2 separate regions of the Homo sapiens genome follow, and region 2 is linked to region 1. Evidence: read pairs that join two places in POLR2A ChIA-PET (ENCODE). Cell type or tissue: B cell. All regions are shown on one strand. Links, peaks and the distances in the headings refer to the core of each region. The heading gives the core; the rest is flanking DNA. Region 1 overlaps LOC105372279 (a long non-coding RNA gene). Region 2 has its middle 2.8 kb from the start of ZNF709.

Region 1 (5,260 bases), core at 261-5,260:
GTGAGCGGGGATCACGTCATTGCACTCCAGCCTGGGCAACAAGAGTGAAACTCCGTCTCAAAAAAAAGAAAAAAGAAAAAAACTACCTGAGGCTGGGTAATTCACGAATAAAAGAGGTTTAATTGACTCACAGTTCTGCAGGCTGTACAGGAAGCAAGGCTGGGAGGCCTCAGGAAACTTATCAAGGCGGAAGGCTACTGGGGATCGAGTCAGTCTTCACTTGAAGCAGGAGGGATCAGGAGAGAGCACGAAGTGGGAAGTGCCGCACATCTTTAAACCATCAGATCTCCTGAGAACTATCACGAGAACAGCAAGGGGAAAGCCGCCCCCATGATCTAATCACCTCCCAGCAGGTCCCTCTCCTGGTATTAGAAATTAAAATTGAACATGAGATTTGGTTGGGGACACACAGCCAAACCATATCACCAAGGTTTTCTGTAAGTGTCTGATGAATACGCACAGTGGGAACTGCAGCTGAGCTTTAGGTGGCATCCTAAAAGCCTCTTTGTCAGCCTGAGCCCGTGTCCTCTTAAGAGGGAGAGTTGGGGCTGGGTGCGGTGGCTCACGCCTGTAATCCCAGCACTTTGAGAGACCGAGGCGGGTGGATCATGAGGTCAGGAGTTCCAGAGCAGCTGGCCAACATGATGAAACCCCGTCCGTACTAAAAATACAAAAATTAGCCGGGCGTGGTGGCGGGCGCCTGTAATCCCAGCTACTTGGGAGGCTGAGGCAGGAGAATCGCTTGAACCCAGGAGGCAGAGGTTGCAGTGAGCCGAGATTACACCACCGCACTCCAGCCTGGGCAACAGAGCGAGACTCTCTCAAAAAAAAAAAACAAAAAAAAAAAACGGGGTGGGCGACTTGGAAAAGATTTCAGGACTCACTCTCAGCGACGGTGCCCCACGTGAGTTGGAGGCCAGGAGCAAGGTGCCTTCCTGGGCCTCCCTGGCTGCGATCCTGTCCTCAGGAGGGCGACCCCAGTCACGTGCGACCGCTCAAGGCGGTCCTCAGAAGCGGAGGGGACCTCCGCGGGCCAGTAGGCCTTCAGAATTCTTAGAAATCACTCACCCCCGTCCTGCAGTGACAATCTCAGGAGAGCCTGTCTACAGACTGGCGCCTGTAGAGAAGATCCTGCCATTGCCCCTGGCTTCCAGGAACTGAACTGGATTCTGAGCATCATGGCAGAATCTTATCCCACCTATGCAGCAGGCTAGCTCCAGGGAGAAAATATAAACGTCAGGCCGGGCGTGGTGGCTCACGCCTGTAATCCTAGCACTTTGAGAGGCCGAGGCAGGCGTATCACGAGGTCAGGAGATCGAGACCTTCCTGGCTAACACAGTGAAACCCCATCTCTATTAAAAATACAAAAAATTATTCAGGCGTGGTGGCGGGCGCCTGTAGTCCCAGCTACTCGGGAGGCTGAGGCAGAAGAATGACGTGAACCCGGGAGGCGGAGCTTGCAGGGAGCCAAGATGGCGCCACTGCACTCCAGCCTGGGCGACAGAGCCAGACTCCGTCTCAAAAAAAAAAAAAAAAAAGAAAAGAAAATATAAACGCCAACAAACAGGTAATTCCCAATCACCGGCAAGACCCCGCCGGATTGGACCCCGACCCTCAGCAGAGGCCACCTTGTCCGGGTCTCACTCTAACCTGTACCGCGGCCCCAAGATATCAGAGGCTGCCTTGGTGGACCCGGGGCACTTTCCACAGAACTCCCTGAATGGCCAAGGCTGGCCCTGGCCTCAATAGGCCAACTCAGCAAACGTGGAGAAGGCAGGGAACGGTGGGTAAGGGAAGTCATCCCAACATTTTGGGAGTCCGAGGCGTTATATGGCTTGAACCCAGGAGTTCAAGATCAGCCTGGGCAATATAGCAAGACCCCATCCTTTTTTGAGACTGAGTCTTGCTCTGTCGTCCAGGCGGGAGTGCAGTGGTGCAATCTCAGCTTACTGCAACCTCTACCTCCCAGGTTTGAGCGATTCTCCTGCCTCAACCTCCTAAGTAGCTGGAATTACAGTTGCCCGCCACCACGCTCGGCTAATTTGTTTTTTGTTTTTTGTTTTTTGCTTTTGAGACGGAGTCTTGCTCTGTCGCCCAGGCTGGAGTGCCGTGGCGCAATCTCGGCTCACTGCAAGCTCCCCTTCCGGGGTTCATGCCATTCTCCTGCCTCAGCCTCCCGAGTAGCTGGGACTACAGGCACCCGCCACCACACCCGGCTGTTTTTTTGTATTTATAGTAGAGACGGGGTTTCACCATGTTAGACAGGATGGTCTCGATATCCTGACCTCGTGATCCGCCCGCTTCAGCCTCCCAAAGTGCTGGGATTACAGGCGTGAGCCACCGGGCCCAGCCTTTTTTTTTTTATTTTTAGTAGAGACAGGTTTCACCATGTTGGCCAGGCTGGTCTGGAACTCGTGACCTCAAGAGATCCACCCACCTCGGCCTCCCAAAGTGTTGGGATTACAGGAGTGAGCCACCGCAACTGGCTACCATTTCTAATAAAAGCAAACTTTTGTTCAAGTGTATTCATCAAAAAGGCCCCTCGCATGTGACCACAGCCAAGCCAGGAAGCCTTCTTCAGGTATCCCTAGCCAGCCTGCAGGAGGTCTTGGAAACTTGTTCAACGGATAAATATAACTGGGCCCACAAAGAATCACAGGAATACTTAATCCCTCCAGCCTCCAGGGCCAGCCTGGCCCCAGCTGTGTAGGGGGGCTTAGAAGTGTCTTCAGGACTCATCTAACTACCAGGCCCAATCTGGCGGTGGGCAGAACCTGGGGCCCTTCCCACAGCAGTCCGAGGACCTTCCTGACTGTGATCCTGGCCCCAGCAGGGGGACCTAGAAAACGCCAATGAAGCTGTGGGCAAGCAGGCACCAGGTGGGAAAGCGGCCAAGCTCAGGGCACCCTACTCCGCTCACCTGCGACGGCAGCAGCCAGTCCCCACGGGCGGAGGGGACCTCATGCGACATTCAGCCCGCGAGATTCTCAGAGACTGCTCGCCCGCAACACGCAGTAACGATCTCAGGAGAGCCCATGATGGGGCGGCGCGTGTCGTAGCCGAGAAGACTCTGTCATCGCCGGCGACCTCCTGGAACTCTCTCTTGCGGTTTGCAGCCAGATCACTTCCCATACACGCGGCAGCCAAGCTCAGGGGATGGCATCAGACTGACCCTAGGTGGCGCTCGAACACCCGCCGGACCTCACCAGACAGGCACTTTCCCCAGTCTACACCGCCTGGTTCGGGTCCCACATGAACCTGTAATACACTCGGCCCAAAGCGGTCAGAGGATGGCCTGGTGGGCCCGGGGCACCCTCCACGGAACTCCCTGAATGGCCAGGGCTGATCCCAGCCTCCATAGGCAGACAGAAAATGTGAATGAAGCCCTGCTGGATGCCTCATGCCTACCACCTCAACACTTTGGGAGGCCGAGGCGGGAGGAGAGATGTGCCCTGGAGATGATGCAGTGCGCTATGATCGCATCATTGCACAGCAGCCTGGGTGACAGCGAGACTCGGTCGCGGGAAAAATAAAACAAAAAACAAAAACAAACCAAAAAAAATGAAAGAGAGAGGGAGAGGGAGGGTGGAAGGAGGGAGGAAGGAAGGGAGAGAGGGAGGGAGGGAAGGAGGGAAAAAGAAAGAGAAAAGGAAAAAGAGGCCGGGCGCGGCGGCTCACGCCTGTAATCCCAGCACTTTGGGAGGCCGAGGCGGGCAGCTCACCTGAAATTGGGAGTTCGAGACCAGCCTGACCAACATGGAGAAAACCCTTCTCTACTAAAAATACAAAAATTAGCTGGGTGTGGTGGCGCATGCCTGTAATCCCAGCTACTAGGGAGGCTCAGGTAGGAGAATCGTTTGAACCCGGGAAGAGCAGGTTGCAGTGAGCCAAGATCCCGCCATTGCACTCCAGCCTGGGCAACAAGAGTAAAACTCTGTCTCAAAACAAAACACCAAAAAAAAAAATAAATAAAAAATAACCCACAAGAGTGAAAGTCTGTCTCAAAAAAAAGGAAAGAAAATGAAGAAGAACATTCAAGATGGAAGGAAGGGAGGGAAGGGAAAGAAAGAAAGGAGGGAGGGAGTGAGGGAGGGAAAGAAAAAGAAAGAGAAAAGAAAAAAAAGGAACATTTGGGAAGGCCCACAGGGGAATGAAGCCACAACAATATCCTACTCAGAACCTCCTTCTCCCATCAAAACCATCCCTCTACCTCCCCTTCCCCCTGCTTTCCCCGCCACTGCTTCTGCGGCTCCCAGTGATCCCCCTCCTTTTACCCTCCCCGTCCCTCTCTTCATGCCCCTATTCCTATCTCCTATCACTCAGAATTGGCAACGTTTTCAGCAGGTGCTTCAGACGCGTCTGCATAGGACTGTGACCAAGTCCAAGTCGCCCACCCTTAGCCCTCCCTGTTTGGCCCCAGTCATCCCTCCAGACGTTTTCTGAAGGTGTCCGATGAATGGTCGCCATGGAAACTGCAGCTGGGGTCTGGGTGCCCTCCTTCATCCTCCCTGTATGCCTGGGCGAGTGTCCCTTCTTAAAAGGGGCCTTGGGAAAAATTTCAGGACGCACTTTCTGCGACGGTACCTTATGTGAGTCGGTGGGCAGGAGCTGTGTGCCCTCTGGGGTCCCTGGCTGCGATCCTGGCCCCAGGAAGGGGACCTAGAAAACTTTTCCAGTAGGCTGGGCATGGGCTCATGACTGTAATCCTAGCAGTTTGGGAGGCCGAGGCAGGCAGATCACTTGAGGTCAGGAGTTTGAGCCCAGCCTGGCCAACATGGTGAAACCCCGTCTCTACTAAAAATACAAAAATTATCCGTGCGTGGTGGCACGTGCCTGTAATCCTAGCTACTCGGGAGGCTAAGGCAGGAGAATCGCTTGAACCCAGGAGGCAGAGGTTGCAGTGAGCCGAGATCGCGCCACTGCACTCCAGCCTGGGCAACAGAGCGGGACTCTGTCTTCAAAAAAAAAAGAAAAGAAAAAGAAAAAAAGAGGCCCGGCGCGGTGGCTCACGCCTATGTAATCCCAGCGCTTTGGGAGGCCGAGGTGGGCGGATCACGAGGTCAGGAGATCGAGAACACCCTGGCTAACACGGTGAAACCCCGTCTCTACTAAAAATACAAAAAGCCGCGCCTGTAGTCCCAGCTACTCGGGAGGCGGAGTTTGCAGTGAGCACCACTGCACTCCAGCCTGGGTGACAGACCGAGACTCCATCTCAAAAAAAAAAAAGAACGAAAATGTATCCAGTGATGCTGTGAACAAC
Region 2 (5,483 bases), core at 1-5,000, 150 kb before region 1:
CGTCTCTAAGCAACCTGCATTCGTCCGGGGTCAGGAATCTGTTCCCCTGCCACGGATATTTGCGTCTAAGCAGAATTTGTTAACGTACCCGGGGTCGGGCACTGGTGTCTTCCTGCAGCTCCTTCTGAGCGCGGAGACACAAGCGTGCACAGCGCAGGAAATTCCAGGCTCAGTTTCCAGAAAAAGGCTCTTTGTCCACAGCGAAAAAGGACGCCCGGGCCATGCCAGACTAGAACGGAAGGGTCAGACGCTCCCAGACTTAGCATAAGGCTGCGAGGCCATTCATGGATTTCTGACTCTTGTTTACAAATACAGACACTTAGAGTGACAGAGTGACCTCATCATACCTAACAAAGAGTGACTACGTTTTAATCTTTGACAACTGACAGGGTTTAGGCCGTCACCCATCCCTTCCCTCCCCCCACACTTTGCTCTAGTGGGAAGTTTGGACCCCACAGCCCTAGTCTGAGAGAAGGAGTTCCTTTTTTTTTTTTTTTCGGTAGAGATGGCGGTGGTGGGGTGGTCTCACTATGTTGCACAGGCTAGTCTCGAACTCCTGGGCTCAGGTGATGCTCCTTGGCTTCCCAAAGTGTTGGGATTACAGGCATGAACCACCGTGCCCAGTGAGGAATTATTCAGTTAAACCCAAAGCCATGAGATGTGTTCAGTAAAACTGAACACTGGAAGGATATTTATTTCGGACCAGTTTTTGACTATGTCCCTAGAGAACTTTTGTGGATCCTTTATGTTTGTTTGGTTTGTGGTTTTTGTTTTTGAGACAGGGCCCTTCTTTGTCCCTCAGGCTGGAATGCAGTGGTGCAATCAGAGCCCCCTGCAGCCTCGACCTTCTGGGCTCAAGCAATCCTCCCACCTCAGCCACCTGAGTAGCTGGAACCTCAGGCACGTGCCACCATGCTTGACTAATTTCTTTCTTTCTTTTTATTTTTATTTTGTAGAAACAGCATCTCACTATCTCACCCAGGCTGATCTTGAACTCCTGGGCTCAAGTGATCTGCTGGCCTCAGCCTCCCAAAGTGTTAGGATTACAGGCATGAGCCACTGCACCCAGCCCCTAGAGAATTTTGAAATGTAAATGGCTATGATATCGATAAGGCAATTAATTCCATTTTCACTGAGATTATTTAAAAAACCACAAAAGATTATGTAAATTTGGCATGTACTAGGAAACTCAATATACTTAAGATATTGGATCAAACCTACTAATGGGCAGGGCATGATGGCTCACACCTGTAGTTCCAGCACTTTAGGAAACTTAGGTGGGAGGGCTGCTTGAGCCCAGGAGTTTGAGATCAGCCTGGGCAACATAGTGAGGCCCCCCCCTCCCCCATCTCTAAGAAAATTTTTTAAAAATTAGCAGGGCATGGTGGTGCACACCTGTAGTCCCAGCTACTGGGGAGGCTGAGGCCCGAGGATTGTTTGAACCCAGGAGGTCAAGGCTACAGTCAACTGTGATCCTGCATTCCAGCCTGGGTGACAGAGTGAGACCCTGTCAGAAGGAAGGAAGGAAGGAAGGGAGGGAGGGAAGGAAGGAAGGAGGGAAGGAGGGAAGGAGGGAAGGAGGGAAGGAGGGAAGGAGGGAAGGAAGGAAAGAAGGAAGGAAGGAAGGAAAAAAAAAGGAAACCCCTGTAGCCTTTGGCTGTCACTGTCCTATCTTCCCATCTTCCTCCTCCAAGCCTCTGTCCTAAGCAACCATTAATTTACTTTCAGTTGCTATATAGCTTTCCCATTGTAGACTTGGAATGGAATCATATACTATGTGTTCTTTGTGAGATTAACTTCATTCACTTAGCATAACTGTTTCAAGGGACATTTACATTGAAGTTTGTATCAATACTTCATTTGTTGTTTACAGTAAAACAATATTTCATTGTACCAATATAGCCCATTTTGTTTATCCATTCATCCATTAATAGGCATTTGGTTTGTATCCACCTTTTAGTTGTTATTAATAAGGTTGCTATAAACATCCATGTACAAGTTTTTCTGTAGACATAGGATTTCATTTGTCTTGGGAATACACTTAGGAATGGAATCGATGGGTTACATGGTAATTCTATCTTTAATCTTTGAAGAGCTGCCAGACTCTTCTCCTCTCCTTTGGGAAATTCTATTACACACATATTGGTCAACTAAATAGTGTCCTGCATATTTCTCAGGCTCTGTTCATTTTTCTGTTTTCTGTTTTTGTTTTTTTAAGATGTAATCTTGTTATGTTACCCAGGCTGGACTGCTTCAGCCTCCCAAGTAAGTGGGACTACAGGTGTGCACTAGCATGCCCAGCTTAAAGAAATAATTTCTATTTTGATATGACACCTGCAGATCCCCCTCCCTCCCCCAAAAAATCTTTTTTTTTTTTTTTTTTTTTTTGAGACGGAGTTTCACTCTTGTTGCCTAGGCTGGAGTGCAGTGGCACAGTCTCGGCTCACTGCAACCTCTGCCTCCCAGGTACAAGTGATTCTCCTGGCTCAGCTTCCCGAGTAGCTGGGATTACAGGCACCTGCCACCATGCCCAGCTAATTTTTTTGTATTCTTTATAGAGACAGGGTTTCACCATGTTGGCCAGGCTGGACTTGAACTCCTGACCTCAGGTGATCCGCCCACCTCGGCCTCCCAAAGTGCTGGGATTACAGGCCTGGGCCACCACGCCTGGCCCGAAAAATCTTATTCTCCAGTTATCTCCTGAAAAACAGTAGGCCTACAGTCTACACTATATCTTGATTAAATTCCTAGATCTCTTCCCAATTGATTTTCACTTCTTTTTTGAAACAGACTCTCACCCTGTCACCCAGGCTGGACTGCAGTGGCGAAATCTCAGCTCACTGCAAACTCCACCTCCTGAGTTCAAGCGATTCTCCTGCCTCAGCCTCCTGAGTAGCTGGGGACTACAGGTGTCCGTCACCACTCCAGCTAATTTTTGTATTTTTAGTAGAGACCGGGTTTCACCATGTTGGCCAGGCTGGTCTCGAACTCCTGATCATAGGTTCACGCCATTCTCCTGCCTCAGCCTCCCGAGTAGCTGGGACTACAGGCGCCTGTCACCACACCCGGCTAATTTTTTTTGTATTTTTAGCAGAGCTGGGGTTTCACTGTGTTAGCCAGGATGGTCTCGATCTCCTGACCTTGTGATCCGCCCCCCCTTGGCCTCCCAAAGTGCTGGGATTACAGGCGTGAGCCACCACGCCCGGCCCACTCCTCCACTCTTAACCACTATTCTCTTTTACAATTTTATACCTTTGCCTTTTTCAGAATGTCATATAAATGGAACACAAAGTAGTCTTATTAGTCCTGTTTTCAAATTTGACGACTTATTTGTAAACATTGATACAGTACCTGCAGTGTTCTGAGTTTTTTTGTTTTTTTTTTTTTTTGAGACAGAATTTCACTCTTGTTGCCCCAGCTGGAGTGCAGTGGCGCCATCTCAGCTCACCACAACCTCCGCCTCCTGGGTTCAAGCAATTCTCCGGCTTCAGCCTCCCGAGTAGCTGGGATTACAAGCATGCACCATCACACCCGGCTAATTTTGTATTTTTAGTAGAAACGGGGTTTCTCCATGTTGGTGAACCTGGTCTCAAACTCCCGACCTCAGGTGATCCGCCCGCTTCAGCCTCTCAAAGTGCTAGGATTACGGGTGTGAACCACAGTGCCCTGCCAAGTTTTCTATTTTTGACAGTGCCCAGTACAGGTGGTGGCACACATTCGAACTTCAAAACTGAGAGATTACGGGGCTGGGCACGATGGCTCATGCCTGTAATCCCAGCACTTTGCTTCAGCCTCCCCAGTAGCTGGAATTGCAGGCATGTGCAATTTTGTATTTTTAGTAGAGATGGGGTTTCTCCATGTTGGTCAGGCTGGTCTCAAACTCCTGACCACGTGATCCGCCCGCCTCGGCCTACCAAAATGCTGGGATTACAGGCGTGAGCCACTGCGCCCGGTCTATATTCTGGTTATTAATTCCTTGTCAGATGGGTAGTCTGCAAATATTTTCTCCCATTCTGTAGCTTGTCTTTTCACTTTGTTGTACAGAAGCTCTTTACTTAATGTGACCCCTTTATCTATTTTTGCTTTGGTTGCCTGTGCTTGTAGGGTATTACTCAAGAAATCTTTGCCCACTCCAATGTTCTGGAGAATTTCCCTATATTTTCTTTTAGTAGTTTCATAGTTTAAGGTCTTAGATTTGAGTCTTTAACTGATTTTGATTTGATTTTTGTATATGGTGAGAGAGAGGTCTGTTTCATTATTTTGCATATGGTTATCCAGTTTTCCCAGTCTCTTTATTGAAGAGACTGTCCTTTTCCCAATGTATGTTCTTGGCACCTTTGTCAAAAATGAGTTCACCATAGATGTATGGATTTATCTCTGGCGTCTCTATTCAGGAGTTTAAGACCAGCCTGGCCAACATGGTGAAACCCTGTCTCTACCAAAAATACAAAAAAATTAACTGGGCACAGTTGTGTGCACCTGTAGTCTCAGCTACTCGGGAGGCTGAGGCAGGAGAACCGCTTGAACCTGGGAAGCGGAGGTTGCAGTGAGCCGAGATCACGCCACTGCACTCCAGCCTGGGTGACAGAGTGAGATTCCATCTAAAAAAAAAAAAGACGGAGAGATTCCATTAGCACTGTGGGCTATAGGAATGTAGGCAAGACCTTGTGCTCCCTATACTTCAAATTTTTCATTCATAAGATAGGACGTATGGTTGGATGGGGCTAGTCAAATGAAATACTAATGATTATATCACATTAATTTCCAATGACATATAGTGAGATGCATATATGTCATTGAAATGTTGGACAAAAATTAGGTTTTAATTGCTCTCTAGTAAAACACAAAGCTGTTAACTTTTTTTTTTTCCATCTTCCCTAACGTGTGCTGGAGGTCTACCATATGGAAATGATACCTGCGGACAGTTTCATGGGCTTTTGGGTCTTTGTGGATCATTGAAACAAAAATTACCCAGCTACTTCTCTTGTTTAAAAAAGCATTAAAGATTGAAAATGTCAAATATACTTTTTTTTTTTTTGGTAGAGACAGAGTCTCGCTCTGTCGCCTAGGCTGGAGTGCAGTGGCAAACTCGGCTCACTGCAACCTCCGTCTCCTGGGTTCAAGCAATTCTCCTGCCTCAGCCTCCCAAGCAGCTGGGACTACAGGTGCACACCGCCACATCCAGCTAATTTCTTTTGTATTTTAGTAGAGACGGGGTTTCACCATGTTGCCCAGGCTGGTCTCAAACTCCTCAGCCCAGGCAATCACCAGCCTCAGCCTCCCAAAGTGCTAGGATTACAGGCGTGAGCCACCGCCGCCAGACATATACCTTATTTTTAACTAAATTGGGATGAAAATCAAAATAATACCCTCTGTCTGTAGCTTGCTGCAATTCTAACTTGGATAATTGCCCTCTAAACATCCATAGTTCTTTTGGATTTGTCAACTGGGAAATCACTGTGGATTTGGCTAGATATCACCCT

The links. Peaks named below come from ENCODE experiments on the same cell type or tissue, not always from the same donor. Only the 100,000 strongest peaks of a DNase experiment are listed, where the experiment ranks them.
Region 2: POLR2A ChIA-PET joins it to region 1 with 7 read pairs; 3 of 35 experiments call an interaction of 5 or more read pairs at or near these places.

Annotation. Positions count from the first base shown.
Region 1 is chr19:12,637,145-12,642,404 of GRCh38, forward strand. It overlaps LOC105372279 (a long non-coding RNA gene), which reads right to left. Exons shown (of 4, transcript XR_007067142.1): 2 at 2,921-3,258; 3 at 132-296. Among named protein-coding and RNA genes, the nearest start is that of MAN2B1, 27 kb to the right of the region's middle. RefSeq lists enhancers at 2,862-2,931, 2,885-3,405, 2,962-3,081. In B cell, for the core only: CTCF peaks have their summits at 3,174 (motif pointing right) and 3,378; a DNase peak (open chromatin) is centred at 3,137; H3K4me3 peaks cover 978 bases; H3K27ac peaks cover 798 bases.
Region 2 is chr19:12,484,916-12,490,398 of GRCh38, forward strand. No RefSeq gene overlaps it. Among named protein-coding and RNA genes, the nearest start is that of ZNF709, 2.8 kb to the left of the region's middle. In B cell, for the core only: no CTCF peak of the experiment used is centred there; no DNase peak of the experiment used is centred there; H3K4me3 peaks cover 474 bases; H3K27ac peaks cover 490 bases.